Regions from separate parts of the Mus musculus genome. Here all the other regions are linked to region 2. Evidence: chromatin contacts called from ENCODE Hi-C or POLR2A ChIA-PET data. All regions are on one chromosome and are shown on one strand. Each heading gives the region's core, a stretch centred on a gene start or an enhancer-like site at or near the end of the contact. The rest is flanking DNA. Distances are from core to core; before and after follow the strand shown.

Evidence for each region. A loop is a pair of places that touch in the nucleus more often than their neighbours do. ChIA-PET counts read pairs that join two places held with the same protein, here RNA polymerase II (POLR2A).
Region 1: a loop to region 2 is called in a map of heart, with 3 times the contacts of the local background. The contact joins the promoter of Sharpin here to the promoter of Scrib in region 2. A Hi-C loop is called at or near these places in 9 of 37 maps with a recorded cell type or tissue (T-helper 2 cell, adrenal gland, gastrocnemius and 3 more). POLR2A ChIA-PET finds 5 or more read pairs at or near these places in 1 of 5 experiments (embryonic stem cell).
Region 3: a map of regulatory T cell shows a loop between it and region 2 (2.7-fold over the local background). The contact joins the promoter of Hgh1 here to the promoter of Scrib in region 2. A Hi-C loop is called at or near these places in 5 of 37 maps with a recorded cell type or tissue (adrenal gland, gastrocnemius, heart and 2 more).

The regions. Positions count from the first base shown.
Region 1 is chr15:76,349,649-76,352,736 of GRCm38, reverse strand. It overlaps Sharpin (SHANK-associated RH domain interacting protein), which reads left to right and starts at 1,627. Exons shown (of 9, transcript NM_025340.2): 1 at 1,627-2,256; 2 at 2,508-2,682. The coding sequence starts at 2,059. Maf1 (MAF1 homolog, negative regulator of RNA polymerase III) reads right to left here and starts at 1,443. Exons shown (of 8, transcript NM_026859.3): 1 at 1,078-1,443; 2 at 185-317; 3 at 1-91. The coding sequence starts at 267.
Region 2 is chr15:76,068,200-76,071,076 of GRCm38, reverse strand. It overlaps Scrib (scribbled planar cell polarity), which reads left to right and starts at 1,293. Exons shown (of 36, transcript NM_001310543.1): 1 at 1,293-1,848. The coding sequence starts at 1,690. Puf60 (poly-U binding splicing factor 60) reads left to right here. Exons shown (of 12, transcript NM_028364.2): 11 at 93-328; 12 at 450-895. The coding sequence ends at 749.
Region 3 is chr15:76,367,498-76,370,197 of GRCm38, reverse strand. It overlaps Hgh1 (HGH1 homolog), which reads right to left and starts at 1,300. Exons shown (of 6, transcript NM_021555.2): 1 at 629-1,300; 2 at 446-546; 3 at 244-342; 4 at 1-36. The coding sequence starts at 1,242.

The DNA of each region.
Region 1 (3,088 bases), core at 378-2,877, 280 kb before region 2:
TGCCTCCAACACATGGGGCTGGCCCTCCTGGCAGAACTGCTTGAACATATGTTTATCATCTCCCGCCATCTTACACGAGTAGCTTTCAATCCTAAAGAACGCAGGCAGAGTCATGAAGCATGCTAACCCCGAGGCCCACGATAGTGATCTCTGACAGATTGATCCCCAGAGCCTCCAGCCTCACCTGCCAATAATATGGGCATCTCCAGTCTCCACTGTCAACTGTGAGTTGATGGCCTCAAAGCTGGAGTTCTCCAATAGCTTCATGTCCTTTGGGAAGGGAGATTCTTGTGCCAGTGGGATTAGGGCAGCACTACCTGGGAATGTGGGAAGCCAGCATGGCTACCTAGCTCCAAAGGGCTCCACTTTCAGCCTTTCCACCCACTAGCAGAGTACTGTTTGCAGCTCGAGCTAACCTTGAGTCCACCATGGAGCTCATCTTCCTCACCTTACCTGCCCCTGAGAACTCAGCACTGGCTGACAGGGAGATGATCCTATGCATGAGCATGGCATGTCCAGGTTCTACCTCAATCTCAAGTACTATATACTGGGGCTGGCTGGGGGCCCCACCCACTCTCGACATTCCTACTCCATTGACATTCTGCAGGCATCCTCAGACTGTTGTAAGGTCCTCAATAAGAACCTGCTATCCGGTTCGGAACGGGGCATCTGGGGTTTCAAGCCTTGAGGGTCACCTGTATGGGTGCTCCTCCCGGGTTCTATGGGTTGCTTCACTGCTTCCTGTCAAGAGGAGGAAACCCATGAATTCTTCAATTCTATTTGCAAGTATGCCTAATTCGTACTTCGTACGTCGAAGTGTGTAGGATGGGCAGACACACCACCTCTGCTGGCGCAGGCCAGTGGTCTCCTGGCATTGCTGCCCTGCAAGCCTAGAGGTACCAGCAGATTCGTAGCGGGAAACTACAAGCCCCAGGAGGCAGTGCACCAAGAGAGGCGCTCCAGCCCCAAGCAGCATAAGAACTACAAGTCCCATGAGGCACTGCAGCAGCGCGAGGCCCGCCGGGGACTGTGGTTCCCGCAAGCCCGGACCGCTTGGCGCACAAGGCGGACACCCACCTGCCAGAATTGGGCTAGATCAAGCCAGGGTAGACGGGTTGTTTAGTGTCGGTGCCGAGGTGACGGCGGCGCGGGCTTTGCGCAGCGCGGGTTCCTCAGGACTGGAGGGCGGCGCCGCGGCCTCCACTCGGGCCGCACTGTATCCGGGGGAAGAAGCTTCGCGGCGACGTCCCGTTACTCCAGGCCCTGCCGGCCCATACGGGCTGCAGCCGCGACATAGCCTCGCCCCCCTGCAACGCCCGCTTTCGCGACCAACCTGCCGCGGACCGCCGAGATCGTACCAGCCAGAGAACGAAACAGCGACCTCCGCCTCCCCCGACCCGACAACAACAAGCGTCCGACGGGCCCAACCCCACTCCTCTGAATGGTCCACTTTAACCACAGGGCCAGACCACGAGAAACCTTATTGGTGGACTCCTCCGCCACTCGGCTTCACCTTCCACTTCTACTGGCTGCATAGCTTGTCTGTCTCGCACTCGCTAACGAACCCGCCTCCCCTCTTGGTGTTGATTGGTTAGAACCATGCCCGCCCCGCCCCCAGGAGCCAACCCTCTTCCTAGAGTGGTCCACGGTTACGAAGAGCCTCTGCTGTGCTTATGTGTGTTTGTGTGCATTGGTGCCTGGTTCCTTCCGGGAACTGGTATTGTCTTGTGTAGGGCAGCAGCTGTCGTTCGTTCGAACCTTTAAGAAAAGTTCATCCTTGCCTTCTTTTTGTGACCGGTGACCGGTCTGTGACACTGTCTCGGGTCCTGCTGAAAGGTGACTAGCTTGGCCGGACCGTGCCTGGAGATCTGGGACCATTCCTATCGCTTAGCGAGCCATCAGGCTCTGGTAGTGCGCAGCATCGGGTCCTTCTTGTTCTCCAAGCTCTGGGGCATCCGGAACCGAGGCTCACAGTCCGAGTTTCTGGCCGGCGGAAGTACTCGACAGTTCTCTATCACGGAAGCACTCTCGGAGAGTCAGGACTCCGCCGGATCAGAAATGTCGCCGCCCGCCGGCGGTGCGGCAGTGGCTGCAGACCCTGCCTCACCTGTGGTGCTCCTGGCAGTGCACGCGGCGGTCAGGCCCCTGGGCGCTGGACAGGATGCCGAAGCGCAGCCGCGGAAGCTGCAATTGATAGCGGACCCTGAGCGGCCTGGACGCTTCCGGCTAGGACTGTTAGGCACCGAGCCTGGGGCGGTGAGTGTGGGCCCGATTCTGGAATCAACTTTCTTTCGATTACCTTGACGACAGTCCTTAAGCAGTTATTTTTCTTGATTGCCTGTAAAAGTGGGAATAATGCTGATACCTAATTTACAAATCTTGTGAGGAATTGGTAAGATAACAGGCGAGAAAAGTTCAGAGCCGTAAAGATTACCTCGTTCCTTTTCCTTTCACATTCGTGTGGGTAACGAAGAGGAACCACCGACCGAGTACTCTTCCCTGTTCAGGTCAGTTTAGAATGGCCCTTGGAGGCTATTTGTTACACCGTCCGTGGGCCTAACCAACACGAGCTGCAGCCTCCCCCTGGAGGTCCTGGAACCTTCAGCGTGCACTTCCTCGACCCCGAGGAAGCACAGCAGTGGGCAGCACTGGTGCGAGATGCCACCGCAGAAGGACAAAATGGTCAGTGTTGTGAAATAAATGCTTATTTGAATATGTCCGGGCCACCTGGTCGAGGTTGGGGGTAGTGATGGAAAAGCTGGGCACCTAGGAAGGCTTCCAAGAGGAAGGAAGTGGAGAAATAAGAGGTTCAAGAGCTGACCCCAGTACCAGACAAGTAAGAAAAAGAAGAGCAAGCATTGCTGCAGGACTAAGAGTTTAAGGAAAATGGGATTGTATTCAGTGGAAAAACAACAGAGACTTAAAGATAGAAACTCCACAGTGTAGACAAGGCTAAAGGAGGCCAGAGGATCTTAGGAGATGGAATTGATAGGTCTTGTGGTTGTTCAAATGGAAGAGTTAGTGATTATGACTGAGCTAGAAGAACCACTTAGTATGAGGCTTATATCCAGTGCCTGCTTGGAAAAGC
Region 2 (2,877 bases), core at 44-2,543:
AGGACAGGCTGGCTATCGCCAACCATCTCTTTACTCTTTCCCAAACAGGAGAGTGTATGTGTGGCTATTAAACTCGGTTGGTTTTGCTGCAGGTGTGACACCAGCCCGCCCTCCTATTCCGGTCACCATCCCCTCTGTGGGAGTAGTGAACCCCATTCTCGCCAGCCCGCCAACGTTGGGTCTGTTGGAGCCCAAGAAGGAGAAGGAAGAGGAGGAGCTGTTTCCTGAGTCAGAACGGCCAGAGATGTTGAGTGAGCAGGAGCACATGAGCATCTCGGGCAGCAGTGCTCGCCACATGGTCATGCAAAAGCTACTCAGAAAACAGGAGGTAAGTAGGTGGGCTCGTGCCAGGCCCGCTCTCGGCGGTATGAATGTGAAGTAGTGGGTGATAGGTCGCAGCATTCAGGTGTCTTTCCCACAGTCACAGCAGTCAATTGTCTTTCCTACAGTCTACAGTGATGGTTCTCCGAAACATGGTGGACCCCAAGGACATCGATGACGACCTGGAGGGAGAGGTGACAGAGGAGTGTGGCAAATTTGGTGCTGTGAACCGGGTCATTATCTATCAAGAAAAACAGGGCGAAGAGGAAGATGCAGAAATCATCGTCAAGATTTTTGTGGAATTCTCCATGGCCTCAGAGACTCACAAGGCCATCCAGGCCCTCAATGGGCGCTGGTTTGGTGGTCGCAAGGTGGTGGCTGAAGTGTATGACCAGGAGCGTTTTGATAACAGCGACCTCTCCGCGTGACTTTGGCCTCATTTCCTGGACTTGCACTTGCCCCTTCCTTCCTTTGGGTTTTGTAAAGTGTTAACCGTGGTGTGTCCCTGGGACCAGGCACTCTGCCCAACCCACCCTGTAGTGTACATAAAGATGCAGATACCACTGGCCCTGAAGTCCCTGTGTCTGAAATTGGTCCTGTGACCCAAGCTGGTTGTGTGTGGAATGTCTTATCAGGGTTCCAAGGCACCAGGGACAAGGAGGGCGTTCAGCCTGCTGTGCAGGGGTGAACAGGAGGGACCGGGGTGGACAGGCCTTGCTTTATCTTCCTTTGTGGGGAGTGCTGGCTTGCAGCCTTGCTCACGTGGATAGCTCTGAGAGCTGTCTGGCCCTGAGATCTGTAGGATCCAGGACCAAGAGAGCATTTTGTGGGCGGGCGGGCATCTGAGTTGTTACACCTGCTAGTATGGGTTACGCCAGAGCGAGGCCGGAAATCCCGACATGCCCCGCGCGAGACCGCTACGGGTCGTCGGAGACGCCACGCCGCGTGGCCCTTTGGGAGCTGTAGTTTTGAGCAGAGAGGGCGGGCCTAGGCTTCCCGGCGGGCTGCGCGGCTGGGCGGTTGTCGCGGGCAGCGGCGGCGGTTCCGGCTGCGGTGCTGCGGGCGGATGAGCTGCTAGGTGAGCAGGCCGGGCGGGATGCGGAGCCGCCGCCGCGCCCCCAGCGCCTAAGAAAGCGCTGCCGGGTCAGGCCGTGCTGCCAGCTGTGTGCCGCCGTCGGAGCCTACAGCTCGTATTGAACGCGGGCCGAGCCGAGCGCCGACCCCGGCCACAGTCCGGGACCCGGCTGCCCGCCCCACCCCCGCGCGCGCCGCTCCGCCCGCGCTCGGCGCTCATGCGGGCCGAGCCCCGCCCCCCGGCCCGAGCCCGCCGAGCGCCTCCCGAGCCCGCGCTCACTGCCCGCCCGCATCATGCTGAAGTGCATCCCGCTCTGGCGTTGTAACCGGCACGTGGAGTCGGTGGATAAGCGGCACTGCTCGCTGCAGGTTGTGCCAGAGGAGATTTACCGCTACAGTCGTAGCCTCGAGGAGCTGCTCCTCGACGCCAACCAGCTGCGCGAGCTACCTAAGGTGAGCGGCCGCCGCACCTGCTGCCCCGCGCTCAGTTCTCGGGGTGGTGTATGACTTCTGGGGCAGCCGGCTGGAGCGAGATCTCAGCAGGCGCTGCCCGAGCTGGGCACCGCAACCTCCAGCCGGCCCTGCAGGTTCCTACTGGTCAGAGCCCCGCCCCAGCCAGCCCCACCCTCCTCCAGCCGCCGGTGTTGGCACCTGGTGGCAACCTGTCTGGGGACTAAGTAGATACTGAACCTAAAAGGGGAGCCAACAGAGAAGCCCATGAGAGCACAGGAGGAGGATGGGTCCAGGGTGCGAGACCGACCCGGGTTAGCAACTGTTAAAGCTAGTTGGGCTACTTTAAGGGTAGGAAGTTGGTTTTCTTGCACTGTGTTCTGCCTTCGTTTTGGGAGGAGAGGTTTGCAGTGCTGAGTGGGACTCTCCTAAGATACTTGCAGTGTCAGATCTATTCTGTCATCGCTCAGCGGAGAGCCCACCTTTCACTGTCTGTGTTCCTTCCTGTCGGGTTTGTTTGGGGTTTTTTTTGTTGTTGTTGTTCTGAGGCCACACTAGAAGGAAGGCCAAAGGAGGCAGGTTATGTAGGACTTACTTTTCTGAGATAGGGGACTCAGTGGTCTGATATTCTTGCCGGCTGGTGGCGTTGCGGGTGTTCTTCATAGACCTTTATGGTATCCGTGTGTGAATCTTGGACATTTTGCACTTGTGTTTCTCTCTGGTGCCTGTTGTTGTTATTGCTTTTTTTTTTTTGTTCTGTTTCTTGAGACAGGGTTTCCCCTTCGTAACCCTGGTTATCCTGGAATTCATTCTGGCTGTCCTAGAACTCAGAGATCCACCTGCCTCTGTGGGTACTAAAGATGTGCACCACCCACAACCCACCCCAGTGCTCTCTGGTGTTTTTATTGTTGTTCTCTCTTTGTTAAGCTCTTGCTGTTCATTGTTGGGGTTCCTGAAGAGCTCCAAACTCCTTTAGAAGAGGTAGTTTGGATAGTAGGTAGGATACTGAGAGTGACTGACCCATAGGGCAGA
Region 3 (2,700 bases), core at 51-2,550, 300 kb before region 2:
TGTCTGGTGACAAGTACTGCAGGTCAACAGGCAGCTCTAGGAGTGAGGGTGGGAGACTATTGGTCCCTGTGCTGAACACCCAAGCCCTGCTCTGCCTGGGTGAGCCTTGTGTGTGTCTGTAACGACCCCCTCCTTAAAGGCTGCCGGACTGAGGGACTCCAGACCTGCACACCTCTCCATCTCCCTCTTGTAGTCTTCCCTCTAGCACCAGACAGCCCTGAGGCAACCACCCAAGTCACTCACGGTCCATTTCTTCCTCGGAAAACTCTTCAGGCCCAGCCAAGGGCAGTAGCAAAAAGGGGAGAATGTCGACTTGGGCCCCAAGTAACCACTTGTGATGTCCTGGAGGTGCGGACAAGGAAGGAGATCAGAATAATGGTCCGTTGGGTTCCCTAGGGTCCAATCCCCACCTTGGCAATGGCACCACCCCCTCCTTGTCACTCACGATGCTCAAAACAGCAATTCCGAAGTGTTCCCACCACCCCGCCCCTGCGCACCGAAGAATCTGTGTACTGGGTAAGAGGCAGCAGCCGTTGGACCACGCACCTGTTGAAAGAAGATATTCACTGCTGTCCTTGTTCACTTCCACTTCCCCACCTTCCCGCCCGCGCAGGCGACTGGGTTTCACCTGTCTGGGTCCAGGAGAAAAGCACGCACCTCCGCCTGCTGGCTAAGGTTGGAGAGCAGCGGCCCCAGGTAATGCAGGGGTGCGGCCGCGTTGTAGCTCGGCGTGCACAGCGCGTTGACAAGTCGCTCCAGACCCAACCGCTCCGGCTCAGCGGCCATCAGCTTCTCCATTAACGCAGCACACGGAGCCGGCTCGCGACTCAGGTTGGCCAGCACTGCAGCCGCCTCTTCAGCCCAGGGCCACTGAGGGTCCAACACGCAGCGCAGCAGGCGGGCGGGCAGCTCCGGGTCAGCCGCCAGCAGCTGCCAGTGCACATTGGGATCAGCAGCCAAGTTCACGAGCGCGCGGGAGGCATCGCGGGAAGGAGCTGGGGCCGGGGCCACCGCAAGGTCGACCAAGGCCCGCAACAACTCTGGCTGTCCGGCCAACAGCGTGCGGCCCGAGCCCGCACCAGTCAGCGCCAGCACGTGCTGCGCCGCGGCCGCCTGCAGGTCGGCTCGCGCTCCGAGCACCAGGAAGGGCAGCAGTTCCACCGCCTCCGTGTCCGCGCCAGCCTCCTGCTCTAGCAACCCTCGCTCACCAGAGAACCCCGAACCTACTCCCGGTCCCCGCATGCCGCCAGCAGTCTCAGTCACTTCTCGTGCCGGGGCCACCGCCGGAAAAGCGGAAGTCGTTAAAACCCTTCCGAGGCTGAGAACCTGGCTGAAGGGGGCGGGGCCGGTTTCAGCGCGAGGCATTGTGGGCCACAGTATTAGGCACCCCTTAAGCTGGTGCAGATGCACCCTCCCCCCCTTCCCATCATCATCACCACCACCACCAGATCCTTGCAAGGACTTTTCCGGCTGCCTATTGCGTGTTTGCTTTGCCAGGAGTCAGAACCACGCGACCAGCACGCATAATTTGAAGCGAAGCTCGGCAGCCGGTGATCCTGGTGTCCAGAGTGTTTGCTGCCACCTTTTAAACCTGGTTTCAGACATCCAGGAACCGGAGGGTGCAGGACTCTGCGATGAAAAGGCAGCTTTGGATCAGTCTCTGACTTTGCAGAGGGGCTAAATTTTTTTTTCTAGTGCATTTGTTAGGTCCTCTTCAGTGACAGAAGTCTGAGTCAAGCAGGCTTGGGCAAAGGGAACTAATAAATGAATCTATAGTTTGCAGGTTTGGGGGCACCTGGTGACAGACGCCCCTGCCAGCTCTTTAGAGCACTGTTCGGTTTCTGTCTTCCATACCTCGCTGCGTTTCTTTGCTTCTCAGTGGCTCCATATTACCTTCCACCGGCACATTTGTTAGCACAGATGGGAGGACACTGGCCTTCTTAGCTACGTAATCCCTAGCAGAAGATAATTTCAGTACTAGGATCTGTTCTGGGAAAGTATCCCATTTGGTGCTTCTTGTGCCTGTATTAGCAATTAGCTGCCTGGGGTCCTTGCTCTCTCAAATTAGAAATCTTGAGTTAGGGGTTTTTCCAGGGCTGGTCCTTGTCAGGTTTTTGTAGGAGATAGCCAGGAACCGCCACGGTTCCAGATCCTATGCAACCTTAGATACTGACTGGGATCCTTCCGGCTACAATGGCAAAGTGGTTAGGTCTGTGTAGGGCCAACTGTCCAGATTTCCCAGCTGTTGACAGCAGCTAGTGAGTTTCTAAGAAAAGGCTCCCTTGCCTCTGTTTTGTTTTGTTTTGGAGACAGTGCTGGCTGTCCTGGAACTCACTCTGTAGACCAGGCTGGCCTCAAACTCAGAAATCCACCTGCCTCTGCCTCCCAAGTGGTAGGACCAAAGGCGTGCGCCACCACTGCCCGGCTCCTTATCTTTTTATAAACGTGTCACTGTCTAATCTCACAACTGAGGAGGCTGAGGCAGGAAGGTCAGTGTAAGTTTGAGGCCAGCCTGAGCTATAAAATGAGCTGGTCTCAAAAGATTTTTCTCTTAAACAAAGTTAACTTTGTTAACTTGACACAAAATAGTCACCTAGAAAGGGAAGCTCAGTGACTTTAAATTAAGTTGGCCTATGGGCACATCTGTGGGGGCTTAATTAGTGGAAAGACGTTGCCCCCACTGTGATTGTTACCATTCCC